Regions from separate parts of the Homo sapiens genome. Here region 2 is linked to region 1. A link is a contact called in ENCODE Hi-C or POLR2A ChIA-PET data. All regions are on one chromosome and are shown on one strand. Each heading gives the region's core, a stretch centred on a gene start or an enhancer-like site at or near the end of the contact. The rest is flanking DNA. Distances are from core to core; before and after follow the strand shown.

Evidence for each region. Hi-C counts contacts between places; a loop is a spot of excess contacts on that map. ChIA-PET counts read pairs that join two places held with the same protein, here RNA polymerase II (POLR2A). Pooled maps may share reads with other maps.
Region 2: a loop to region 1 is called in a map of esophagus muscularis mucosa, with 3 times the contacts of the local background. The contact joins the enhancer-like site here to the promoter of LDB2 in region 1. A Hi-C loop is called at or near these places in 2 of 168 maps with a recorded cell type or tissue (esophagus muscularis mucosa and sigmoid colon) and 2 of 50 pooled maps. POLR2A ChIA-PET finds 5 or more read pairs at or near these places in 2 of 52 experiments (A673 and OCI-LY7).

Annotation. Positions count from the first base shown.
Region 1 is chr4:16,897,265-16,900,278 of GRCh38, forward strand. It overlaps LDB2 (LIM domain binding 2), which reads right to left and starts at 1,381. Exons shown (of 8, transcript NM_001290.5): 1 at 1,090-1,381. The coding sequence starts at 1,221.
Region 2 is chr4:16,966,539-16,969,552 of GRCh38, forward strand. No RefSeq gene overlaps it. Among named protein-coding and RNA genes, the nearest start is that of LDB2, 69 kb to the left of the region's middle. Within about 2 kb of position 1,418, at least 10 of the 41 ENCODE cell types and tissues checked have a DNase peak (open chromatin) inside an H3K27ac peak, as active enhancers do.

The DNA of each region.
Region 1 (3,014 bases), core at 131-2,630:
CCTAAAAGCTCTTTGGCATAAATCTTGTGGTATTTATACTCTGCAGAGAAGACTAAATTCCTAGCAATTTCCACTTCCTAAAGTGACTTTGGTGCACCTATAACAAACTCCTTTTCCGAACACTTCCACACAAAGCCCCAACTTACAGGCAGATGGACAATCCAGCAGCAAGACCTGCCAGCTGAGCTAGCACAGAGAAAAAGTCAACTGACATAAAATATTTAAATTGCAGGAGGCGAGTCTGGAGTTTTGCATTTAAAAAGTTCTGAAAGTCCTGTTCTCTCTGCTCCCAGAGTTGCTGGCTGCCTAGGAGGCTGAGTCTCCCTCTCTCAGGCACAAGATCTCAAATATGCAAAAACTAGAGCTGACTTGAAAGCTGAACCAGCTCCTGTCCTAAGGTAGAGTGATAGGGGGGCACGGCCGACAGCAATAGGAGAAAGTCTAGAGTCCCCTTGCCCCAAGCAACTGGTTTCTGATTTTAACACTGAAATATACAAACATGTGTCCCTCCAGGGCTAGTTCTGAGAAGTAGGCAGGTTTACTCTTCTGCCCCTTTTTACCTCGATTTTGGTGACTCTGAAAAGTAAATACAGGTCAAAGCAGACTTCCTCTAGGATTTGTAAAAAAGAAAATATATATATATATATATATATATATATATATATATATATATACACATATGTATATATATATATATATATATATATATACACATATGTATATATATATATAGCCAGATGCAAACAATCACAAAATTCCTTGGAATTATATCTCAAGAAACACCAACAGGACTGACTCAGAGCCTGTAAAACACCAGAGTTCTGGAAGAGCAACATTTCTGGAAACCCGGCATGTGAATCAAGTGCTGGGTTGTCTCAAGATTCCGGCAGAAACTGTCCTCTGCTACAAGAGTTGCTGTGCCTGGAAACCCAGCGTCCAAACTCGTGGATTCATCCTGGCGCTCATTTCCACGTACGTGGTAGTATCAAGTGGGACACTTCCCATAGAATTCAGCCAGAAACCCTAGGAAAAGCTCATGCATAGCTTAACAAAAATACACAAACACATCCCCAAGGTTGAAGTACTTACCTCTGTGCGAGACTGCAGTCTCTTGTTCATCTCATAGATTCGGTACTCTGGCTGTACCATGTATGGTGTATGCCTCCTATAAAATGGGCCGAAAGGAGAAGAATAGAAGGGGTCATGTGGTGTGCTGGACATCTTGCCTGCTTTTCGAAAATCAAGCTAAACAGAGTATCAGTAACGTCCATGCAGAGCACATGGGCTGTGTTCTTCCCAGTACAAAGTAGACGCACGCACACACGCTCACACACACACAGAGGCAGGCAGGCAGGCAGGCTGAACACGCTGGCTGGGAACTGCTGTCGGAGCCCTCTATAGCAGGAGAGGAGAGGGAGAGGAGAGGAGGGAGGGAAAGAGGGAGGGAGGGAGGGAGCACGGGAGAGGAGGGAGAGGGAGAGAGCAGGAGCTCCAGAGAGGGAGGGAGGTTGGTATGGAGGAAGGGAGGGAAGAAGGGAGGGAGGGAGGGAGGGAGGAGGGAGGGAGGGAGGGGGAGAGAGAGAGAGAGAGAGAGAGAGAGAGAGAGAGAGAGAGAGAGAGAGAGAGAGAGAGAGAGAGGAGCTGGATAGCTTTAGGCACCACTGCTTGTTTTTAAAGAAGCAGTTTGTGGAGAGGTCATTTCCTGTCCACATTGTAGACTAGTTCACAAATATAATTCTCCTCACAGTCTGACAAGAGGTCTAAGGTTTGGTTTTAATTTTTTTCCTCCAGCCAGGACCCTTCACAACCTGATTGCTAAGCTTGTTAGCATAGAGGTGGTCTAACCGCTACATGAGCCGCTCACCCCTGACAACCACACTGTTGTAATGTATCAGAAATGTTGATTACTACAAAATACAGAAACACGGGCACTGTGGTGCCCCGAATTGGGACCGGTGATTCACTCACATGCAGAGATTTATTTCAGCACTAATCTCCCTATGTAGTTTTGCTTTACTTGCTGTTGTTCCAAGGGCTGTTATATTCTTTGCCCTCCACTCCATCTCACTCCCATCTCTCCCCACTCACCCCTCTTCCCAGCCACCTCCCTCTTCTCCAAAGACTTCATTCAGGCCCTTAAGGTGCCTGGGCATTTTCAGGTAAAAACAGTCGTTCTGAATGTGGAAGGTATAAAATACACTTAAGGAGAGCAATGGTCTTTTTTCCCAGGAAGGAAAAACAAACAAACAAACAAACAAAAAACCCAAACAGACCTCCCAATAAGACAGGAAAAGCAAAGAAGGAGAAAACTGCCACAAAAATGACCACGGAAAATTTGGTTGAGAAGGAAATTGCAAATAATTGAATGGATCATCCCCAGATAACATGTCCAACTCTTATGGAGACAAAGTCTGTATTTTCCAAGATTGGTCAAGTAAACAAATATTTTCCCAACTGTGGTATATGATAACCATAAGAAATCCCAACAGCCCATGGAAGGGGAAAATCTCTATAGAGAATTAAACAATCTATAAAATAATCAAATTCTGCTAGAACCCACTATAACCAGAGATACGACACTTAAACAAAGCCCAGCCACACAAAATTTAAATGTATTGAGCTAACACCTAGGTAGGTCAGTGGTATTAAGGAAATAAAGCAAAGGACCACCAAAAAGCATAATGAATTCAAGACCTGAATGCAAATGCATGCAAATGAGACATTTCTTCTTTTTAATAAGCAGATTAATTAACTTTCTGCCCCAATCATGGCTTGGGTATCTCCAAGTCACTAGCCAACAGGGGATAGAGTATTGCTAATTCTGCAATTTACACTCTTAAAAATACTCAGACACAGAAAAGTGTATTGCTGTCTTGATCAGTCCTTCTTCATAATTGCATGAAATATTTGCTGAGTCCACCCCAAACTTCCAGCAGCGCAGCCTAACACACTAATGTCGCTTCCCAGGATGAGATTAGGGTAGGTATTACACTAAGGCTGCTTGGAACTTGCGC
Region 2 (3,014 bases), core at 168-2,667, 69 kb after region 1:
ACACTGCTTCCGGCCAGAATAAAGTGCAGTGGAGTAGGTATTAGCAGGGCTGAGAGGCCATCCTAGGACACAGTATAAAGGTCGTTATATGCTTAGCTAAGGAGTTTGCTTTTATAACTCTGGGAGGTGTCCACAAACAAAGCATACCTAAATTCACAGCTTTACCAAACAGCAAGAGCTCTGGGGACCAAGAGTAGGAAAATTTGAAGTCTAGTCCTAGTCTTGACTTCAACAATTTGAGCCTGCATCATGTAGGCCCAGGTTTCTACGTCTCATCTGTCAAGACTAGCCAGTGTTGTTGAACGAAGATTTATAAGTCCTTCTAGATCTAGTAGATCCTTGAACAGCCCTCCCTGGGAGCAGAATCCATTTACTGAACTCTTGGGAAGACAGAGGGTGTTATAACATACACACAAGGCAAGTTGATACTGGACCTTTTACAAAATCTGTTCCTCTCACTAGCTTTGAAATGTTGGGCAAGTTGCTTGACCCCTTTGCCAAGTTTCTACATCTGTACAACAGGGATAAACATTACCCCTAAACATAGGACGGTGATACGAGACAGTCTACCTGAAGCCTGAAGCATCATGTGGCACATAGTAAGTCCTCAGGAGATGTTAGCTGGCACAATCACCACTGTTAATTGTTAAAAGTGCACCTCAACAGGCAGGGCGTGGTGGCTCACGCCTGTAATCCCAGCACTTTGGGAGGCCGAGGTGGGCAGATCACGAGGTCAGGAGATCGAGACCATCCTGGCTAACACGGTGAAACCCCGTCTCTACTGAAAAATACAAAAAATTAGCCGGGCGTGGTGGTGGGTGCCTGTAGTCCCAGCTACTCGGGAGGCTGAGACAGGAGAATGGCGTGAACCCAGGAGGCGAACCTTGCAGTGAGCTGAGTTTGCACCACTGCACTCCAGCCTGGGTGACAAGGCCAGACTCTGTCTCAGAAAAAAAAAAAAAAAAATGTACCTCAACTCGGCCCTGATATCCCACCATATTCATCTTCCTTTTTCTATTTACCACCTCCCTTTCTCCTTCCATTTTAACACTTTCATTATTTTCCCCACACCCCTCGCCCGCACCCTCCACTAATGCCCTCAGGGTTCCGCCCCCAAGAGGCTAATCAAAGGAATTTCCTGGAGAAATCAAGTCCCCCTCCAGACAAAATTCTAGTGCCAGCTGTTAATGCTTTTGTCCTCGGGGCTACATAAGCACTTTTATAACCGCTCTTGTTTTTGTAGACACATATCTGCTTTGTTACATAACGTTTGGCTTCAGCTTAACTCTCAGAAGAGAGATACAACCTCTTAATCTTGGGGATCTGATCTGAATCACTCCCTCCATTTCTGGAAATGCAGAAAGAAGCCTGGGCTCTTGCTGAATCTAGAAGCCCAGCCAGCACTTCTCAGAGGAGCCAAATTGCCGCCTGCCATGTGTGGAAACCCGGGAAAGAAGTGGGGACTCAGAGGCAGCTGCAGTGTCAAGGGTGGAGGCTTAAAAATAGCAAAAGCTGCCCTTGGAGAACATTCCCACTGGATGTTTGCATTTTTAAAAGTGCCTCCAAGGAAGACTCTGTTCCCACAAAATAACGAACAGTAAACAGGAGGTGGTGTCTTCAGAGAAGGGTTCACCTGGACTCTTAAAATCACATCACCAAGCCCTTGATTTCAGGCCAGTTTCTTACAATGGAGCACAATCAAAATTGGAAAAGATGGGAAATATCAAGAATAGACAAGAAAAAAAATCCTCTTTACCACATAGTGTGATAAATCCAGATATAATCTCAGACTGAGAGGTTCCTAGTCTTTTTCATTCTTTTCTCTGCATTTATATAATTGTAGATATATATTTTTCTTGCAGAGTTCGAAAGAACCTTAGAAATCTAAGCCAACCATCATATTTTCAGAAGGAAATAAAGCAAGAGAGGTAATGTGAGTTACTAAGGGCCCCACAGCCCAGCAAGGACCAGGGCCAGGAACACTGCTGTCCTGACCCAGTCTAGGTCTCCCATGGATTGGGAACCTCCAGACCCAGGGTCCTAAAAAGAGCTGCCTCCCCCACCCCATCCACCACCACATGGGGTTACTATAAACACCCTCTTCCCCAAGATGACAAGATTTATTTTCCTTTGATGCCCACACTAACTTTAAAGCAAATTCTTGCCTTTGCTGACAGAAGAAGAGACCCAGCGGCTCAGAGTTCAGGAGATCTGCGCCAGGTCCCTGGGATGGTAAGTGAAGGATCCAGAAGTCAAATGTAGATAAATTTATTTCCACCCCCAGGCTGAATTCATGTGACCTAAGGCCAGGAAGACCCCCATTTCTGATATTATTTCCGGTCCTGTCCAGCCTGACATCTTATAATCTGCTGTCATTTTTATTTAGCTGGTTTAAATCTTTTGTTTGGGGCACTTGCATAACAGCCCTGAGAGTGGGCGTCTCCTCCAGTGTTGCTTGCTGGGCACTTGACTTGCCTCCCACTAGTCCTGAATGTGTTGTCATAGCCTCTCGCCTTTAAAAGTCAGGATGATCTTTCCAAAATTGAAGTTGAAATCACTGCCTCTGCTTAAACCCTATCGCTTCTTTCCCTTGCCCCAGGATAGAGTCCAATTTCCTTCATTCAGCATATGAGTCTGTACGGGATGCAGTGCAAAGATCTCAAACTGCAAGGTGTACAGCATCCAACTCAGACACTAATTTTAATCAGCCTACCAATTTGAATATTTTGATTGAAAGGTGCACATTTCTACTTCTCTTGAGGAAAGAGAAGTTACTTTTCATGCCTTAATTCTTTCCTCAGTAAAATGGGGGCAATAATATAGAAAATAAATACAACAGTGCTTGACCAGTGAATGCCATCTTTAGCATTACGTCAACTGATGTCCACGGGCCTGGCCCAAATCAGCTGGAGCTGAGGAGTGGTTCCCTGCCTCACAGGAGCAAGAGGTCATAGCTCTGCCCAGTCTTCAGCCCGCCCTTGCTTTGTGTCATTCAAGCTTCCTTTCTAGCCCCT